Linked DNA regions of Homo sapiens: region 1 is linked to region 2. The links are chromatin loops, found by intact Hi-C in ENCODE. Cell type or tissue: PC-3. All regions are shown on one strand. Links, peaks and the distances in the headings refer to the core of each region. The heading gives the core; the rest is flanking DNA.

What was found. A loop is a pair of places that touch in the nucleus more often than their neighbours do. Peaks named below come from ENCODE experiments on the same cell type or tissue, not always from the same donor. Only the 100,000 strongest peaks of a DNase experiment are listed, where the experiment ranks them.
Region 1: a loop joins it to region 2, with 9 times the contacts of the local background. A loop is called at or near these places in 3 of 110 quality-filtered maps.

What each region holds. Positions count from the first base shown.
Region 1 is chr21:33,656,969-33,667,444 of GRCh38, forward strand. The region is part of intron 1 of ITSN1 (intersectin 1); the gene reads left to right. Among named protein-coding and RNA genes, the nearest start is that of ITSN1, 20 kb to the left of the region's middle. RefSeq lists an enhancer at 1-302. In PC-3, for the core only: no CTCF peak of the experiment used is centred there; a DNase peak (open chromatin) is centred at 4,473.
Region 2 is chr21:33,795,574-33,806,049 of GRCh38, forward strand. It overlaps ITSN1 (intersectin 1), which reads left to right. Exons shown (of 40, transcript NM_003024.3): 18 at 1,806-2,035; 19 at 4,235-4,356; 20 at 6,857-6,871. Among named protein-coding and RNA genes, the nearest start is that of ATP5PO, 110 kb to the right of the region's middle. RefSeq lists an enhancer at 6,089-6,590. In PC-3, for the core only: no CTCF peak of the experiment used is centred there; a DNase peak (open chromatin) is centred at 6,278; H3K4me3 peaks cover 639 bases; H3K27ac peaks cover 1,856 bases.

The DNA.
Region 1 (10,476 bases), core at 1,409-9,408, 140 kb before region 2:
CCTCAGCCTCCCAAAGTGCTGGGATTACAGGCGTGAGCCACCATGTCCGGCCTTTTTTAATTTTTTTATTTTAATTTTTAGATTCAGAGGGTACATGCACAGGTTTGCTATGTAGGTTTATTGCATGATGCTGAGGTTTGGGCTTCTAATGAACCAGTTGCCCAAGTAGTGAACATAGCACCAGATAGGTAGGTTTTCAACCCCTGCCCCCGTTTTGGAATCCCCAGTGTTTATTGTTCTTAATTTTGTGTCAGTGTGTACCCAGTGTTTAGTTCCTACTTGTAAGTGAGAACATGCGGTATTTGGTTTTCTGCAGAAGCTTTCTTGACCTTCTCCTTTTATCTCTGATTGTCAGTTTCCTCTTAGTTTCATTTCTTTCCATAAGCAGCTGTGACCTCAGCATGGGTCATTTCAGCTATTTCCTTGCCCTGTTGCTCTGTTACATTTAGGACTTCCCAATTCCCTTTGAGGGCTTCTTATCCTTAAAATGTTGCTGTCGCCAGGGCTTTTCATACCCTCTTTTGACATTTCACTGGTCTTCCACGGCAGTCATTTTCACTGTATTTATCTGTCTGTACCTGGAGCGGTGTCTTTTTTTCTAACCCTGCATCGTGTAATGATGATGTTCTGATAGGTGATTTTGTCTTTGTGCAAACATCATAAAGTGTATGGTTGACCTTTGAACAAGGGAGGGATTAGGGGTGTTGGTCCCCAACACAGGCAAATCCACATATAAGCAGGGCTCCGTGGCCCTTGCCTGTAATCCCAGCACTTTGGGAGGCCAAAGTGAGAAGGTTGCTCGAGACCAGGAGTTTGAGACCATCCAAGCAACAAAGTGAGACTCCCATCTCTACAAAAATTTTAAAAATCAGCTGGGCATGGTGGTGTACTCTTGTAGTCCCAGCTACTAGGGAGGCTGAGGCAGGAGGATTGCTTGAGCCCAGGAATTTGAGGTTACAGTGACCTGTGGTTGTGCCAGTGCACTCCAGCCTGAGCGACAGAGCCAGATTCTGTTTTTAAAAAAAATCATATAACCTTTTTGACTCCCCCAAAACGTAACTACTAATGACCTATTGTTGACCAGAAGCCTTACTGATAACATAGTCCATGAACGCATACTTTGTATGCTATATGTATGATATATTCTATTCTTACAATAAACTAGAGAAAGGAAAATAGTATTAAGAAAATTATAAGGAAGATAAAATATATTTACTATTCATTAAGTGGAAGTGGGTCATCATAACATTCTTCATCCTCATTGTCTTCACGTTGAGTAGGCTGAGGAGGAGGAAGAAGGGTTGGTCTTACTGTCTCAGGGGTGACAAAGGTAGAAGAAAATCTGAATATGAGTGGACCCACACAGTTAAAACTCATGTTATTCAAGGGTCAACTACTTATACAAACCGAGGTGGTATAGCCTACTATACACCTAGGTTATATGTATAGCCTATTTTGCTCCTTGGTTACAAACCCCTACAGCCTGTTACTATACTGAATACTGTAGGCAGCTGTAACACAAGTATTTACAGTGGTATTTGTGTATCGAGACATATCTAAACATAGAAAAGGCACGGTAAAAATATGCTGTTACAATCTTACGGGACCACGATTGTATGTGCAGTTCATCATTGACTCAAATGTTACTGGCTGCATGACTGTACCTACTGGATCCATTGGGCGCTTAAAACTTCAATACATCTAGAGCATTGCTCACCTGCCACCTTTCTTCTGACCAACCTCTTCCTCTGTCTGTATATCCCATCTTGGTGAATGATACTATTATCTATCCTTTTGTTCATTGTTTCAGCAGTTATTTATTGATTACTTACTGTGTGTCAGATAGTCTGTGGTATAATTTTATATCATTTTGTTCCTGATTCCTAGCACATAGCTTCCAAAATCTTTGGAATTTCCTGAGTGGTGGGAGTGTCTTCTTATTCATAATGAGTCCTTTTGGATCTTATCTGAGTTCATGCTAATGAACTGGCTCCTGGGGATGAGGGGCTGGACACCCTCAGAATTGGGGGTGGTCCGGAGGAAGCAGTCAGGAAACTGCAGGATTGGAGGGTTGGAACTTTCAGCCCTCCGCCACCACCAGCTCCAGGGAAGAGAGAGGGACTGGAAATTGAGTTCAGTCACGTGGTCAGTGATCTACTTAATCATGCCTATGCAATGAAATTGCAAACGAAAGCCCTGGAACTGTGAGGTTCGGAGAGCTGGGTTGGTGAACCCATGATGTGCAGAAAGGTGAGTGCCTATATTGCACAGAGGAGGAGAGGGCATGGAAGCTCTGTACTTCCTCTCCCCCATGCTTTGTGCAGTGAGTCTCTTCCATTTGGCTGTTCCTGAGTTGCACAGAGCTTTTCCATGTTCGGTGAGTTGTTCTAGTCAATTACTTAACTTGAAGTGGAGTTAGGGGAACCCCTAAATTTGTAGTCAGCCTGGCAGAAGTGCAAGACTTGAGGCTGGCATCTGAAGTGGGGAAGTCTTATGGGACCAAGCCCTTGATTTGGGGAGTCTGCACTAACTCCGGTAGTGTCAGAATTGAAATGAATGGTAGGACACCCAGTTAGTGTTGGAGAACATTTTTTAGAACTCAGTCTGCCTATAGTATTTTTGAATACTGTGTCTATACACAGTATAGACTTAGTACCTGCCCTTAAGCTAGATAGGTGAACAAGCAATTATAATTTAGCTTTGTAAGCTATTCATGGACTAAGTCAGCAGCCTGTACTTTTTTTTTTTTTTTTTTTTTTTTTGAGATAAAATCTTGCTGTGTCACCCAGGCTGGAGTGCAGTGAGATGATCATTGATCATGGCTAACTGCAGCCTCAACCTCCCAGGCTCAGGCAATCCTCTCACCTCAGCCTCCCGAGTGGCTAGGACCACAGTTGTACACCACCACACCTGGCTAATTTAAAAAAAAATTTTTGTAGAGATGGGATCTCACTGGTCTCAAACTCCTAGGCTCAAGCAGCCCTCCCACCTCAGCCTCCCAAAGTGCTGGGATTAGAGGTGTGAGCCACTGCACCCAGCCTGGATTCTATCTGATGCTGAAGTCGGTGGCTTGATTCTGTCAATTCAGCCTCTGAAAGGTCGTTTGAATTCACCCTTTCTAGCCCCACTGCTCTGGTCTTAGTCCAGGCCTTTATATATTTTTTCACTTTACTACTTTGCTCTTAATGGTTGCTGCTTCCTGACTCGTCTGGCTTCTCTGTTCCACTTCATTTTACACTCACATGTTGCCAAAATAATCTTTGTTATGTGCTGCTCCCACAATAAGATCTTTCCCCGTGCTTTTATCTCCTAAGGTGGTGGACCTCAAGCCTTTTGGTATCAAAACCCTTGTGTCCTCTTAAGTGATTGAGGTCCCCAAGGAACTTTTCTTCATGTGGATTTTTGTCTTATCATTGTCTGCCAGATTAGAAATTAAAACCAAGAAATTTACACTTAAAATAGCTGTAATAAACCTATTACATGTTAACATAAATAACATTTTTATGAAAACTGTTCACAAAACAAAAAAATTTAGTGAAAAGTGGCCTTGTTTTACATTTTTTGCAGATCTCTTTCATGCCTCACTGAATAAAAAGATGGCTGAATTCCATAACTGCTCCTGTAGTCAGTTTGTTGTGAAACGTTGTTTTGGTTGAAATAGTTGAAGAAAATCTGGCCTTATACAGATATGTAGTTGGAAAGAACAGGAGTCTTTTAGTGGCATTTCCAGAAAATTGTGGTTATTTTGTGATACTGTACCAAAACTTGACACTGGGTAGTTTCTTAAGGATTGGTTGCAGTGTAGAATCTGAAGTCATATAAGTGAACTTTTTATCCTCTGTTACAATAAAATCTGTTGATCCATCCTATACTTTGAATGGCTATTTTACCCCTGTTTGATTTGACCAATACATACAACATCATGTATTGGTCATTTGGAAAATACTGGGTCACTGAGTTATGTAAATCTTACAAATGTTGACACATTTCATTAAACAATATCACAAAATCGTGTTTGTTATCACCACCCATCTTATTAGAAAATTCTTTAAATGTTGAGAAGCAGTCTAGCTCATAATGGCAGATACAAGTTTTCCAAAATTCTAATTTTCACCCCAAATTCAAATTTTATCATGAACAGCAAGTACTGTCAGTTGTTTTTCTTGCAGCATCAGGCTTGCTTTATTTTTGAGAAACTGTGCCAGATACCCAAATCTGAATAATCATAGTTTTTTTTGGTTGTTGTTTTGCCAAATAAAAATCGAGTTCCTGTAAAAAAAAAATGGCTAGTTTAGCTCACAACTCAAATGATTGCACAGTGATTTTCTTGGACATTGTTGTTTGGTGTAGCACATAAATGCTTTGAGTATCTAGTCATACAAGCATTAAGCATGTGTACTCAAGGGCTGAGATTTAATAAAGTAATAATTTTTCATGATTCATCAAAGACATCCTGTTGTAAAACTGACTTTTTTTTTTTTATGTGAGTGTTTGGCAGTGAAGAATCCAGTGACCACACTGGTACAGTTTGGTGCCACTGCTAAGGTGGGAGCAGTTTTACCCACCATTGTTTTTGTATCAGTGTAAATAAAATCACAGTGAAAAGAGCAGGTCTTGCCTGAGTACCATCATGATGATATGGTTTGGCTGTGTCCCCACCCAAATCTCATCTTGAAATGTAGCTCCCATAATTCCCATGCGTTATGGGAGGGACCTGATGGGAGATAACTGAATCATGGGGGCAGTTCCCCCATACTGTTCTTGTGGTAGTGAGTGAGTCTTAGGAGATCTGATGGTTTTCTAAGGGGTTTCCCCTTTCATTTGGCTCTCATTTCTCTCTTGTGACCGCCATGTGAGACATACCTTTTGCCTTCCACCATGATTATGAGGCCTCCCCAGCCACCTGTAACTGTGAGTCCATTAAACCTCTTTTTCTTTATAAATTACCCAGTCTCGGTGAAAATGAACTAATACACGTAAGAATTTTGACCATCTGAACCCCCATGAAAGGGTCTTAGGACTCCCAGGGATCCACAGACCACAAGAGAATTGCTGCCTTGTAGGATAAAATCTAAACCTTCACTCACAGTTTAGAGTGCATTATGCTGTATCCCTGTTGACCTTCCCCTTTTCCTCTTCTATTTCTCTTCCATCTGGATCTCACCATAGAATGTTCTTTTGTCACTTTAGCTTTACAGTTTATTTCCCTTCTGCCTCCCCCTATCTGTCCCTTATCCTTTAGGCCTAACTGGGTGTTACTGAAGTGAAAATACCCGTACCTGCCGCAGCTATGAGTCATTTTCCCTTTGATTTCCAGCACTGAACTTTTGGCTCTACCTCTTTCCATCTATTTTCTAGGGACCTCTGATTTAAAGTTCCGAATTTACAAATCCCATCATAACAGGAAAGCATTTTACATCCCTCTTGTGACTTAAACTTAATTTATACTAATATTTTTCATTTTGAACCTTCTTATACCTAATTAAATGAAACATTTGAGCAAATAGGTGATGGGGTATTGCCTTTTTTGGGGTCTTCTGTTCTGTCAGAAATGGTATTATAGTTAGGTCTAGCCCAGGGAAAAAACTGATTTCCTTTAACAGTTATTTGAATGATACCCATTTTCCTAATCAGGAAGGTTTCTTGGTATTATCTAGGTACTGGGTTTTATGCTGCCAAGTTCATCAGTTAAATGGCCTTTAGATAAAGGACAGGTTGGAGTTGTGCTCAGCTCATATAAAATGTGCTTTAGAAGGACTTCTGGTATTATCTGACCCACACTGCCCCTCATGTCACACATGTTTCTGCACGTACACAGGATGAGTACTGAGTACCCTTCATGTTTCAGGGATTCTGCAGGTCTTTCACATATGCCATCTAAAATTTGTTTTTCACAATTTTGTGAACTAGATGACAAGATCCTTGTGTTACAGATGAGGACCTCGAATTTGCTGCCATTTGTGTAATGAAAATATAAATGGCATAGTGAGTAGCTGAACTTAAATAAAAAATCATTGACTTACCACATAAATAATAGTATTATAACATTATAAAACAAGATTTGGTATAAATGAGCTTTCATCAGTATAGACACATCTCAGGCATTAGTCTACCTTGCCTAGAAGGAGCAGGAATTATTTATTGAGCACTGTTTTGGATATATACTGAAGTTCCCTCAAATTCTAATGTCTCATAACTCTTCAGGCAGTTATAGTAATTGCTGGATATACCAGGAAGTTATGCCTGTAATTACTGCTCAGAAATGAAATATGTAAACTCTAGCATTATATTCATACTGGTTTTATTATGAGATATATTACCTTTTAGATTTCTTATAAGATCTATTTTTTAGATTTAGCTTACAAAGCCATTAACTGTTATAAAATTATACTGTAAATTATAAGCTTTAGTTAGATGGGCCGTTAGGCATAGCTTTGCTGGCAACTGTAACCTTTTATGATTGCAGTCAAAATGTAATCCAGATGCTCTTCGTAATAGACCATTGAGTCAGAATATCCTGAATATTGTTTTGCAGGTTCAAAATGTTGGAAGAGATCTGAATCAGGATGATAAAATGACATTCACCCATCTGATTTTGGGCTTACTTCTTTGTGACATACCTAACCTGGTGATTAAATTCTTTTTTTTTTTGAGATGGAGTTTTGCTGTTGTTGCCCAGGCTGGAGTGCAATGGCACGATCTCGGCTTACCGCAACCTCCACCTCCCAGGTTCAAGCAATTCTCCTGCCTCAGCCTCCCGAGTAGCTGGGATTGCAGGCATGCATCACCACGCCTGGCTAATTTTTTGTATTTTTAGTAGAGACGGGGTTTCTCCGTGTTGAGGCTGGTCTCGAACTCCTGACGTCAGGTGATCCGCCCACCTCGGCCTCCCAAAGTGCTAGGATTACGGGCGTGAGCCACCACACCCGGCCTCTGATGATTAAATTCTAAAACCAAGAGTTATTTAAAAGATTTTGTAGACAGTGGGGGTTGGAACTTGAAAGTGACCCATCAGCTATGTAGCTACTAGCATTTTCCTAAAAAGTCCTCAGTGAGGCAGCTGGACAAGGTTGAGAGGCAGGCAGCATAGCCAAGGGATTCTGGAGCCAAGCTGCTCAGCTACTGTCTTAGCCCACTTCGTGTTGCTGTAATAGAATATCTGAGGCTGGGTAATTTATAAAGAAAAAGGTTTATTTGGCTCACAATTCTGATGGCTAGGAAGGTCAAGTTAGAGCATCCGGTGAGGTCCTCAGGTTGCTTTCACTCAGTGTGGACTCCTGAATGTGATGTGGATGTGAAGAAACTGGAATCCTCATACATTGTTGGTGTGAATGTAGCTTGGTGCCGCTGCTGTGCTAAGGGGAGCTAGAGAGTGCAGAGGTCACATGGTGAGAGAGGTAGTAGGAGCGGGATGGGAAGGGGCCAGGTTGTTAACAGCCAGCTCATGTGAGAACTAAGAGTGAGAACTCACTCACTCTTGGGGAGGGCCTTAATCTATTCATGAAGGATCCACCCCATGACCTGAAAACACCTCCCACTAAGCCCCACCTCCCTACACTGCCACAGTGGGGACCAAATTTCAACCTGAGATTTGGTGGGGACACATAGCAGTTACTAGCTGTGTAACCATAAGCAAGCTATTTAACTTTTCTGTGCCTCAGTTTCCTCATCTGTAGAATGAGGTCGATCACAGTTCCTGTCTCATAAGATTGTTGTGAGGATGTTAAAACAGCGCAGTGCCTCACTAAATAGTAAACACTGTATAAGAAATGATTGTTATTATTCTTATCACCTGTGATCCAAGCCTGGAATTTATAATTTAAGATACGAATGAAGTTATTATATGTAGTTTTGTTACCAGTTGATTATATGACCTCTCTTAATTTCTCAGTTGCTCTTTCCATCATCTGGAAGCTTCGCCATTTGTTTTAACCTTTGAAGAGATGAGAGGAAAAGATGCATGATAGGCTTAAATTGCTCTCATCTACTTATAAAAAATAATTAGACATAACGTGGCCAGGCGCAGTGGCTCACTACTGTAATCCCAGCACTTTGGGAGGCCGAGGTGGGTGGATCACGAGGTCAGGAGTTCGAGACCAGCCTGGCCAACATGGTGAAACCCCGTGTCTACTAAAAATACAAAAATTAGCTGGGCGTGGTGGCGGGTGCTTGTAATCCCAGCTACTCGGGAGGCTGAGGCAGGAGAATCGCTTGAACCTGGGAGGTGGAGGTTGCAGTGAGCCAAGGCCGCACCATTGCACTCTAGCCTGGGTGACAGAATGAGACTCTGTCTCAAAAAAAAAGAAAAAAATAGACATAATGCAAGATAACGTCATTAAAAAGTGGGCAAAGACCTGAGTAGGCATTTTTCCAAAGAAGATATCCAAATGGTCAACCAGTACATGAACAGATAGATGCTCAAAATTGTTAGTCATTAGGGAAATGGAAATCAAAACTATGAGAATACCACTTTACAACCATTAGTATGGCTATCATTTTTTTTTAAAAAGGAAAATAACAAGTATTGGTAAGGATGTGAAGAAACTGGAATCCTCATATATTGCTGGTGTGAATGTAGCATGGTGCCACAGCTGTGTAAAATAATTTTTCAGCTCCTCAATTAGATAGATACAGAGTTATATGGCTTAGCAATTCCATTCCTAGCTATATACCAAAAGAAAACAGGTGTTCAAACAAAAACTTGTACATAATATTCATAGCAGCATTATTTACCATAGCCAAAAGGTGGAAACAACCCAAATGTCCATCAACTTTTGTGCATCAGTGGACAATGTGGCATATTCATATAATGGGATATGATTCAGCTATAAAAAGAAACGAATGATATATGGTACAGTATAAACGTACCTTGAAAGCATGTAGAATAAACATGAAAACATGTATAACATAGATGTACCTTGAAAACATGCTAAGTGAAAGAAGGCAATATACTGTATGGTTCCTTTTTTTTTTTTTTTGAGAGGGAGTCTCGCTCTGTTGCCCAGGCTGAAGTGCAGTGGCATGATCTCAGCTCACTGCAACCTCTGCCTCCCAGGTTCAAGCTATTCTCGTGCCTGAGCCTCCTGAGTAGCTGGGATTACAGGTGCCCACTGTCGTGCCCAGCTAATTCTTTTGCATTTTTAGTAGAGACAGGGTTTCACCATGTTGGTCAGGCTGGTTTTGAACTCCTGACCTCAAGTGATCCACCTGCCTTGGACTTCCAAAGTGCTGGGATTACAGGTTTGAGCCACTGCACCTGGCCTGTATGGTTCCATTTATATGAAATACCCAGAATAGGCAAATCTGTGGAGACAGAAAGCAGATGAGTAGCTGGGGCAGAGCATAGGATTTCTATTTGGGGTGATGAAAATGTTCTGGAACTAGATACTGGTGGTGGTTGCACAACTTCATGATTGTCTGAGATGTCACTGAATTGCATACTTTAAAATCAGTTCAACAGTAAATTTTATGTTATTTGTATGATGCTGCAATTTAAAAAAAATAAATATTTCGACATGACGTTTTTTCCAAGTTTACCTTAGTTGTAATTTTGCCAAAATACTTTCTTAAACCATTTTATTGTAATTTTAGGCTAAGATCATTTGCACTTTATATATAGTTGAATGAAATATATCGTAGTTGTTTTATTCTCTTGTAAATCTAGAAAAGATGAAAAATGAAAGCCATGAGAGTTTTAAGTATGTCTTTGCCTTGTGCAGATATTCTCAAAGGGTATTGTGGAGCCCTTGGGGCTCCTTATGACCTTTTCAAAGGGTCTGCAGGTTCAGGTTATTTTCATAGTAATTGTTGAGAGTTATTTGCTTTTCAAATTTTTATTTATTTATTTATTTAGAGACGGGGCTTTGCTCTGTCCCCAGCCTGCAGTGCAGTGGTGCAATGACAGCTCACTGCAGCCTCGACTTCTGGGCACAAGTGATCCTCCTGCCTCTCAGCCTCCCAACTGGGACTGCAGGGAGGCATTGTTTTACATTTACATGCCACCATGCCCGCTAGTTTTTTTATTTTTCATAGAGATGGGGTTTTGCCACATGTTGCCCAGGCTGATCTTGAACTCCTGGGCTTAAGTGATCCACCCCCATCTCGGCCTCCCAAATTCTGAGATTACAGAATTTGTAAGCATAAGCCACCACACCCAGCCTATTTGCTTTTTTTTTTTTTAAACTCTTTTTCTCCACAGGTGTAAAGTGTAGTTTTCCAAACGCTCTATAATATATGATGGTGTAGTCTCTTTGTTGGCTAATGGTCTATGTACTTGTATATGTCTGGATTTTTTTGTTTTTTTTTTACAATTCTCTAAGGTAAGCTCTTTGTGATCCTCAATAATTTTTAAGTGTATAAAAGAGTCCTGAGGCCAAAAAGTTTGAGAACAAAATGTCTTGGTAAAAAATGTATGTGCCAATAATGAAAAAGCATATACGAACTACTTGTATTATATATTTTTGAAAACAGAAGGAA
Region 2 (10,476 bases), core at 1,422-9,421:
TGTTTTTCAGTGCCAGTGGGGAGGTATCTGGGGTCCCAGACCAATTTACAGGATTGTTTTATGGTTTTCTTGGGGGTCAGACTAAGGATCTCCTCCTTGGATGTTGATTAACTCCATCCTTTTCTTACCCCCAGAGTTTATAAAATGCTTTTATTATTCACACTATACCACACTGAACTGTTAAATTCCTACAGTGTAGAAATAAACATAAAATACAGAAAAATACATAAAATAGCATAATACAGAAAATAGCATAAAAATATAATATGGAATATGTATTCCAATTATATAGATAAAAACTGCAAATTAACGTCAGAAATTAGATGGTTATACAGTATATATGGTGACCTTCATTGGTAGAAAATATAAAGTAATTCTTTTTTTTTTTTTTTTAATTTTTTATTTTTTGAGACGGAGTCTCGCTCTGTCACCCAGGCTGGAGTGCAGTGGCACGATCTCGGCTCACTGCAACCTCCGCCTCCCAGGTTCAACCGACTCTCCTGCCTCAGCTTCCCAAGTAGCTGGGACTACAGGTGTGTGCTACCACGCCCAGCTAATTTTTATATTATTAGTAGAGATGGGGTTTCACCATGTTGGTCTAGAACTCCTGGCTGGTCTAGAACTCCTGACCTCGTGATCTGCCCTCCTCAGCCTCCCAAAGTGCTGGGATTACAGGCATGAGCCACCGCGCCTGGCCACTGTTTTTATTATGGTTTTTTTGTTGTCATGAATAACCATATCCTTACCCCTCCAAAAAATGTTTTTATACTTTCTTAAAAGACATTTTAAAAATTGTAAATAAAATGTTTAAGATTTAAGTTTAAAGACTTCTGCATTAAAATATCACATTCATACAGAGTAGAAATAAATGTAATTTTTTGACAATGGAGAATAAAAGTATAATTTGTTTCAATTATGTTCCCGTGGCAGATTCCTAATTCTAGCCGATGACCTGTGTGCGTTAGCCATGTCACAGGATGGCAGTTCAGGGTGGAGACTCTGGGACCAGGCTGCCTGGGATTGAAGCCCATGCATGTATGGCTGTGTGACGTGGACAAGTCATTTAATATCTCTGCCCCAGCTTCCTCATTTGTAAAATAGGAGTAATACTAGGACTACCAACCTGATTCGCAGTTTAAAGGAGTTAATATATGGGGAGCTAGTTATTATTATGTCATTTGTTATTACATATTAGTTTCATTTAAAGTATTTTCTGACTTTATAAAGTATTATGGAATGAGAAAAATCATTCTCAGTCTTTTACTGTGGGTTTCAGGTTGAGGCCATCAAAAATTTCAAGGCCTAGATTTAATTACAATTATCTATTTGTGGTAGCTACTTTGAAAAACAAAATCAAAGTAGTTGAAGTCAATAAAACAATCCCTTGCTTTCAACTTCAGGTTTGGGGAGCAATGTGTGTGCATGTAAATGTGTTGTTCCCTTTGCTGGGGGGAAATTTTTACAGTGTTGGGTGTATTTTATTTTTATAGAAGTTATGTTCTCTGTGTTTTATGGCTTTGTTTGTTTGTTTTGTCAGTTTAATACCAGCTTTATTATTAAGAAGTATTTTTCTTATTCTTGTAACCACTTTGTAAAATACATCAGAAATTTTCTGTGTTTTCCTAAATCATGTGATTTCTTCTCATTCAGAACTGGAGCCCTGATTCAGTTGCCCCATCTGAACAACAATGTTCCCTTGATGTTCCCATCCCATTTACTGGATGGAGCTTTTTTTGTGAAAAGAGGCAACAGTAGTGTTAACTTAGAGTTGCTTTCTTGCTGTAATCAAGCGTGTTTGTTGGCAGACGAGCTCAGGAAAGGGACAAGCAGTGGCTGGAGCATGTGCAGCAGGAGGACGAGCATCAGAGACCAAGAAAACTCCACGAAGAGGAAAAACTGAAAAGGGAGGAGAGTGTCAAAAAGAAGGATGGCGAGGAAAAAGGCAAACAGGAAGCACAAGACAAGCTGGGTCGGCTTTTCCATCAACACCAAGAACCAGCTAAGCCAGCTGTCCAGGCACCCTGGTCCACTGCAGGTATTAGAAGCCAAAAATAATTATAGAAAATAAGTCATCTTCTCTCCCAGAGCCTCCTGAAAAATGCCCCTATCTCATCAGTACCTGTCTTGGCTACATTAACAGATGAGAACGTCAGTCTCTTATTTTGAGCATGGCCAGCTCTTCTTTCCCCAGGGTCATTTGAGATCTGTGTAATTCTCCCACCACCATGCCAGCCTCTGGCCCACGTTACACTGGCATCCACGAGTCCTCTACGGAGCTAACAAGTGGCGTGAAGTTCCAGTGGTCTTATATGCTGCAAAAGAACCTGCTGTTTCTCTGGTTTGTTATTTCCCTCCCTGGAATTTCTGAGCTGTTTCTGCAACAGAAAGTGGCACCTTTCACCCTTGCCTCCACTGATGGGGCATTCGCTGTCTTCGGTCTGCATTGCATAAAACTGCTTTTACTTTTTGAAAAATGTAAAAGCATAATTTGCCTTTTCTTTACTTCTCTTTTCTTTCTTCTCTTTCCTTTTCTTTTTTCTTTGAGACAGTGTCTCACTCTGTCGCCTAGGCTAGAGTGCAGTGGCACACTCATAGTTAAATGCAGCTTCAAACTCTTGGGTTCAAGCAATCCTCCTGTCTTAGCCTCTCAAGGAGCTGAGACTATAGGCATGCACCACCATGCCCAGCTAATTTTTTTTTTTTTTGTAGAGATGGGGGGTCTCACTTTGTTGTCCAGGTTGGTCTTGAACTCCTGGCCTCAGGCGATCCTCCCACCTTGGCCTTTCAGAGTACTGAAATTACAAGCATGAGCCACCATGCCTAGCCTAATTTGCCTTTTTTTTTTAAAAAAGGGATAAATGAAAGACTGAACAAAAAGATAAATGAAAGACCAATCTAATCGGAATAGCTAGAAAAAGCTATCCTTTATAATATCTGATGTGAGCTAGAATGTATTTAAGATTCTTGTGTGGTTGTGTGATTGTACAGTTTTGCAAATAATGTTCAGTGGAAGCAAGTCATTGCTTTTTCTTTGTGTGGTAAATTATACCAGTTTTGCTTGGTCATCCATGTGCTTCTTTAGTGCTTCAGTATACAGAAAGAAAAGAAAGAAAAAACACTTTCAAGCTATTCTGTAAAGGTTTACTGGTCCCCAGCTACATAGTGGGCAGAGATGGGCGTGAGGTATGGAGTTGCATTAGGCACCTACCTGCCTTCAGATGCATGCAGTCCAGGGGAAAGACTGGCAGGTCATCAGACCTACAGAGTAGCAACCATGTCATAGGAGGGGCAAATTAATTTTTTGATAGTTTTTTTTTTAATCTGAAAATAATTTCACCATTGATCTTAGGAAGTTAGTTTAAGTTCTTCATGCGTCCTCCTAGTATAAGATGAGGATTTATTTTTCCCCTTCAGTCAGTAGGAAATCTTGCATGTCATACAGTTCAAAATCATGTGGAGATAATACTTCCCCCTCGTTGCTTTTCAGATAAGATAGGTATATGTCAAAATACTTGTAGCTCTTGAGTAAAAATGCCCAAAGGTCTGTTACTAGTTTTTGCTAACCAGAATCCAAAATATCCTCCGCTCATGTGCATTTTTAAACATTTTATTTCATGTAAAATCTAAATTATTTTCATCTAGGTTTCATCCTTAGGCTAATTATTTCCCAAAGAAATGTAGAGGAAGAGTGTCTTCATCGGGGATTATCAGTATAACCAAAATCAGCACTTAGTTTTTATATGACCAGGTTAAAGAGCCTAAAACATCTGCATTTTCATGTTTCAGTATGGAAACTGGTGCCTCTGTTCCCTCCCAAACAAGTTGACTCCTTGGCTGATTCAGACTTTGGGTCATATCCTAACTGCTACATTGTACTCAACACACTGGGTAGGGAGGAGGGCGGGTATTGATGCTTTACAGATCTGCACTGCTGGAGCCCAAGGAAAGAGGCAGAGACAAGGGACCTTTAGGCAGCCTCGCCGCACCCAGGCTTGGAGTGACCTTTGTTTAGAGAGAGTCACTAATGAACTCTCTCATGGGTTTTTGTTGCTGACGTCAGATTTGGCTGTGCTTTGGCATTCAGTATGTGTTTCAGAAATTCCTTGAATGGAGGGAAATAGTTCAGAGGTTAAGATAGGCAATAGAGGAGAGGTTAGTTGTTTGGCTTGTTGTCATACATTTGTGTTCTCTGTAATTATTTATTTTTGTCCCCCCCACCTTTTTTTGTAAACAGAAAAAGGTCCACTTACCATTTCTGCACAGGAAAATGTAAAAGTGGTGTATTACCGGGCACTGTACCCCTTTGAATCCAGAAGCCATGATGAAATCACTATCCAGCCAGGAGACATAGTCATGGTAAGAAAGACTCCAGTGAGAGGGTCATTTCTGTTGAAGATTAGCCTCTGTCCTCTTTTTTTCACTTTATTCAACAATTGTGAGATTGTCAGTGAGTATGAAACCCAATAATCCAGCATCTAGATTTTTAAAGTATAAGCTCAATCTTCTTTCTTTTCTATTAAAATGAAAGATGGCATTTAAAAAAATGTATCCTAACATCATTTTAAAATTGAGTTGATAAAGACAGTGTGTTCTTATTTTTAAATCTATAAATGTCTGATAATTTCAGAGTTTAGATTACTACTTATATACTATGAGTATACATATATATGTAATACATATATTTTATATATGATGTATAGACAATATATATACTAGTGTGCGTGTGTATATATATGTGTATGTATAATATATACTAGTGTGCGTGTGTGTATATATGTACACATATATATACACACACAAAAGGATCCTCCAAGGTGGAAGGAGGCCAGGAGTCTTTAAGAAATAGTTATAAGTGCAAAACACTCTATCAAATCATTCTCATAATTGCAATAACTTTTGTATCTTTGCATCAAAGCATCTTTTTTCCCTTTAATTATGTGAACTTTTAATTATGTAAAAAGAGTAATGAATTATACAGTTAATCTGCTTTCCTACTTTGTAACAGAAAATAGTTTAGAATTTTGCTTTGTTATTGTTTCTTTCCTTGAACTAATAATCATTTTATGATGTGACTAAAACTATAGGAACCAGTTTAAGAAAGAAAATCAGACATGGTTGATCTAAATCATTTTCTAAAAGAAAATAGTAGTTCCTTGTTCTAGTTACTCTCTTTAGAGTCTTAGAAGTAGTCAACTCTGCATTACTCTTAACATTTTTTTTTTTTTTAAAGATAATTTAGATTTTTTTTTTGTTGTGGTTGACACAAGTTCTCACTCTGTTGCCCAGGCTGGAGTGCAGTGGTGTGATATTGGCTCACTGCAACCTCTGCCTCCCTGCAACCTCTGCCTCCCTGCAACCTCTGCCTCCCTGCAACCTCTGCCTCCCGGGCTCAAGCAAAGCGATTCTCCCACCTCATCCTCCCAACTAGCTGGAACCACAGGCGTGCACCACCATGCCCAGCTAATTTTTGTAATTTTTATAGAGATAGGGTTTCTCCGTGTTGCCCAGGCTGGTCTTGAATTGCCTGGGCTCAAACGATCCTCCCAGGTCAGCCTCCCAAAGTGCTGAAATTACAGGCATGAGCCACCATGCCTGGCCTAGAATTTGTAAAGAACTGTGAAAGTTAACAATTGAAACAAACATGTTTCTTACCCAAGGACTGTATGTCTTTGAAGTATAAAGGGTGGTGTACAGGTGATTTTACTATTACTCATGCATTCATCTTGCCATATACACATCATATCTGTGGATCTTTAATAGGCTAAAATACCTAGAAATAACAATATGTTTGGCACTTAGAGAAATGAATTCCTGTGTCCCCTTTTTTCCTAATAGCTGCTTTCTCTGTAATTACCATGGGCTAGAAGAAGCAAGGCCAAACATCCCAAATTATTTTTTCTTTTTTTTGAGACAGGGTCTCACTCTGTCACCTAGGCCAGAGTGCAGTGGCATGATCTTGGCTCACTGCAGTTTCCACCTCCCAGGCTCAAGTGATCCTCCTGCCTCAGCCTCCTGAGTAGCTCAGAGGCGTGTGCCACCACACCGAGCTAATTTTTATTTTTTTACATTTTGTAGAGACAGAGTCTCCCTATGTTGCCCAGGCTCCAGATCTTTAAAAGTTAAAATCACCTTAACAGTAGCAAAAACCTCTTCAAGTATACTCCATGGCTTCATTCAGCACACAGTTATTGACTGAAACATGCTGGGTGCCAGCCTTACTCATCCTTTACAGAAAGAACTGTTGGTTTGGGCATGCCACTCTGTACACACAAATGGTAACTTGAGCCAGCGGGGTGTGTTTCTGTCAGCTTTCCTCTGACTTCACCACCTGCTGTTTCCTACACCGTGGTTTCTGATAGCCTGAAGCTACTTTACTCATACTGCCTCATATTTGAAGTAGTGTATCCTGTAAAGCAGATTAATTGTAAAATATGTAAACACCATATAATAGGAATCTAAAATTTCTGAAAATACAATGTCACATCAGTGAGGACCTCATTACAATTTTTTTTTTAATGTTAAACAAACCAGCCTAATATTTTTGAAACTGGATTTTGTTGCAACACAAGGTGCAGAGAAGCAGCTCGCTCTCATCCTAAAGTAAGGGAATGTTATGAAATGTGATGATGAGGAAATGTTGCAGGTGATCTGTATCTTAATGAGAAAGTGTTGCTCTTTTTCGGGAACATATCTGGGCTTCACTTGTAATCCTAGGCCTGTTGAAACCTTTTCCTCGAATTGGCTAGTTAACCACCAGCTTGATGAGATGCGTAGAGTTTAGATATGCTGTAAGAATAAAGCATGTCATTAAACATATATTTTGCCTTGCTTTCAAACCTTTGCTTTCCTGGTGGAGGTTAAAGGGGAATGGGTAAGTGTTGCCTAACTGTCAGGAAGTCTGCATCTTATTCAATGTTTTGTCCTTTTAAGTCACTTGAATTCTGTGTAAGTACACGTATCTCTGGGTGTTGTTGCGGCAGTAAAAATGTGTTTGAGTCTGTGTAGTAGGTTGTGCTTTTTAAAAAAAAAGTAAGTCGTAAGTCTTCTCAGTTTGTGTACTGGGTTTCTTTTTGTTAGATTCCTTTTAAGGACTAACTTGAATGCTCTGTGTTTGGCAAGGGATTAGGTCAAGTCTCCATCTCAGGCCATAGACAAAAAGGAGTTCCAAGTAGATTAAACATAAAAGATAAAATTCTGGGAAAAAAATTTTTTTAAGCAGACTATTGGAATAATTTTCTGGCTAAGAAAGGCCTTTTGAAGCTATAAAAACCAGAAGTCGTTAAGAGGCAAAAATGGACAGTCAACAATATGCAAAAATTAAAATGTCTATGTTTCAAAATATATGAGACCAAGGGTTACATAAAGGGTTACCCCTGTTACATAAAGATTCCGAACAGTTCACTTTGAAAGACACCCACAAGCCTTAAACAATTGGCAGAGGGTGGGAAGGGACATTCACAGATGAAGTAAAAAGTCAGTTATTTAAAAAATACATGAAAAGATGCTTAGCTTCTTGGGTGATCAGAAAAATGCAAGTTATAAAACAAAATAGCATTGTTCCTCTGTCAAATGAGCAAGTTTAAAAGTCTGGTAATATCCAGCTTTGTCAAGAGTATAGGACAGTGGATATAATATACATTGTTAGCATGGTTGTATAAATTGGTTAAGCGATTTGGAAGGCAATTTGGCAGTGCCTGTTTAGATTTAAAATTCTCGTTCCCTCTGCCCCAGAAATTCTATTTTTCTCCTTCCTCTCATTCTTCTCCTTCCTCTTTTGGGCACATGCACAAATATGTGTGTACATGGATGTTCACTGCAGTGGTGTTGGTAAAAGCAAATAAACAGCCCAATGTCCATCAGTAAAGGGATGGCTTAAATAAATTATGATACAGCTAAAAAATACAATGAAGATTAAAACTTATGTAGATCACATATACACATAAGATTTCCATCAAAAAAGCAGAATATGTGCAGCATAATTGCATTTTGGTTCGAAATAAAACTATATATGTATTCATGTGTTTATGTATAGTTAACAGTTTTGAAATATATATATCAAACTGTTAACAATGGTTACCACTGGGCAGTAAAGAAGGGGCTTTCGTGTTGAATTTTATAGACTTCTATGTTATTTTCATTTTTATAAATGTATCTAATTTGTAATTTTTAATAAAACAAAATAAATTCAAGGACAAGTATATTAGAGAGTATCTACTCAGGACTGTAATAATGTTTATTATATCTCAGACCTCCCAAATATGTAATGAAATGTAGAATGTACTACTAGGCATAATTCGTTGGCTTGCAGAAGGGACAGCAGTGTTTCGATTTTGTACTACAAAATGCATTGTGATACTCCAGGTGCCATTCAGCTGTGTTATCTTTGTGAGGATAACAGTCAATGCAAAAAGATAGATATTGACATCTAATAGCAACAGGTTTGTATTTTTTTAATTTCATGAATTTTGCAGTTAACAAATGATGAGCATGAGACATGTAGTACAACATTACTGTCAGTCTCCCTAGGTTGAAAAATCCGGGGTTCACTTATACTTTTGTGGGCACAGTCATCAGATTCTCAGATTCCTCAAACGTCTTTGGGACATAGCTTACTATAATATGTTCGATTTTTAGAAGTCTAACATTGTGACAGTGTTTTTTAATGTAGGCAGTCTTAGCCTTAAAAATATTTTGTTTTTAGAAAAACTTAGCCTGGTTTTATCCAAAACTATAATTTTTCATGTTTAACAAAAATTTAATGTGGTACCTTGTATATAGCACTATTCTCAGCACTGTAGATAATAGAAAATTATCAAGTCTGCCATTCATATGTTTAAAATCTTTTTAGAAAAATCTAGAGAAACACATGAAAAGGCCAACATGTGATGAAGTTCTCAATAAACATTCACTAACTCTGCTAGGAATTTAAAAGAGGAGAGGAATCAGTGTAAAGTGATGTGCTCAGGGAAGACCAAATGCTTTCAATTGAGTCTGACCTTGATGGCTAAGGCTTAGATGCGTAGAAAATACATGGCCTCTCTTGATCTGGAACTCCCAATACTTGGAGGGTGAATTAAATCAAATTTGACATCCGTAACATGTTAGTAGAACATAAGAAATGAGAAGACCTATGCTCACTGCTGTTTTGTTGAAGTTTATCTTGAGAACACAGGCTGAGTGTCTAAATCAGTACAATCTTTTGGCTTTCATGGGCCACATTGCAAGAATTGTCTTAGGCTGCACATAAAATACACTAACACTAATAATAGCTGATGAACTTCAAAAAAAAGCTTGCAAAAAAAACTCATAATGTTTTAAGAAAGCTTACGAATTTGTGTTGGGCCTCATTAAAAGCTGTCCTGGGCCACATGCAGCCAGTGGGTTGCGGGTTGGACAAGCTTGGTTTAAATGCTTATCCTTGGACTGGTACAGGCCTGAATGCATCCAGATTGCTGAGGGAGCTTCCAAAAAATAACCATGCCAGGGCTCATCCCCAGAGATTCTGAGAACTCTACTGCATATACAGCCTTCAGAAGTCTGACCAGGTGGTTCTGTTAGGTAGTCAATTTCAGGAACCGCTGATCTAACCTAATCTCTTTTTCACGTCAGGACTAATCCTAAATCATTTCTAGAAAATATCCTCTTAAAAATATCCAAAGAAGAATGGACTTCTTTAGTAGTTATCAGTCATTAGCCAGTCAGTTCATTCTGGAAATTGTTTGTCTTAGTGTTACTCTTATAACAATTTTTAACTCATTCTTTTCCTTTTCTTCTCCTGACAGACATTTTTTTAAATGTAGCCAACAATACCTTTTTCCTCTACCTTCCATAGATTTCCATAGATTAAACATCAGAAAGTATCTCATTTAGTAACAACTGGCCATAATATCACTGCAGTTTTGAGGGACCAGTATACACGATTACAGGGTTGGCTCAAATCTGGCCCAATCACTGCCTGTTTTATAATAAAGTTTTATTGGAACACAGCCAGGCTCCTTCATTCACATATTGTGTGCTACAGTGGCGGATTTGAGTAGTTGCAACAGAGGTGAAATTTGCCAGCCTCCAGGTTGGAGCTTTAGAAAGAGTTTTTTTGTTTGTTTATTTTTTGTTTTTGAGACGGAGTCTCTCTCTGTCGCCCAGGCTGGAGTGCAGTGGCGCGATCTCGGTTCCCTGCAAGCTCCGCCTCCCGGGTTCACGCCATTCTCCTGCCTCAGCCTCCCGAGTAGCTAGGACTACAGGCACCCGCCACCACGCCCGGCTAATTTTTTTGTATTTTTAGTAGAGATGGGGTTTCACCGTGTTAGCCAGGATGGTCTCAATCTCCTGACCTCAGAAAGAGTTTTAAGGCCGGGCGCGGTGGCTCACGCCTGTAATCCCAGCACTTTGGGAGGCCGATGTGGGCGGATCACAAGGTCAGGAGATTGAGACCATCCTGGCTAACACGGTGAAACCCCGTCTCTACTAAAAATACAA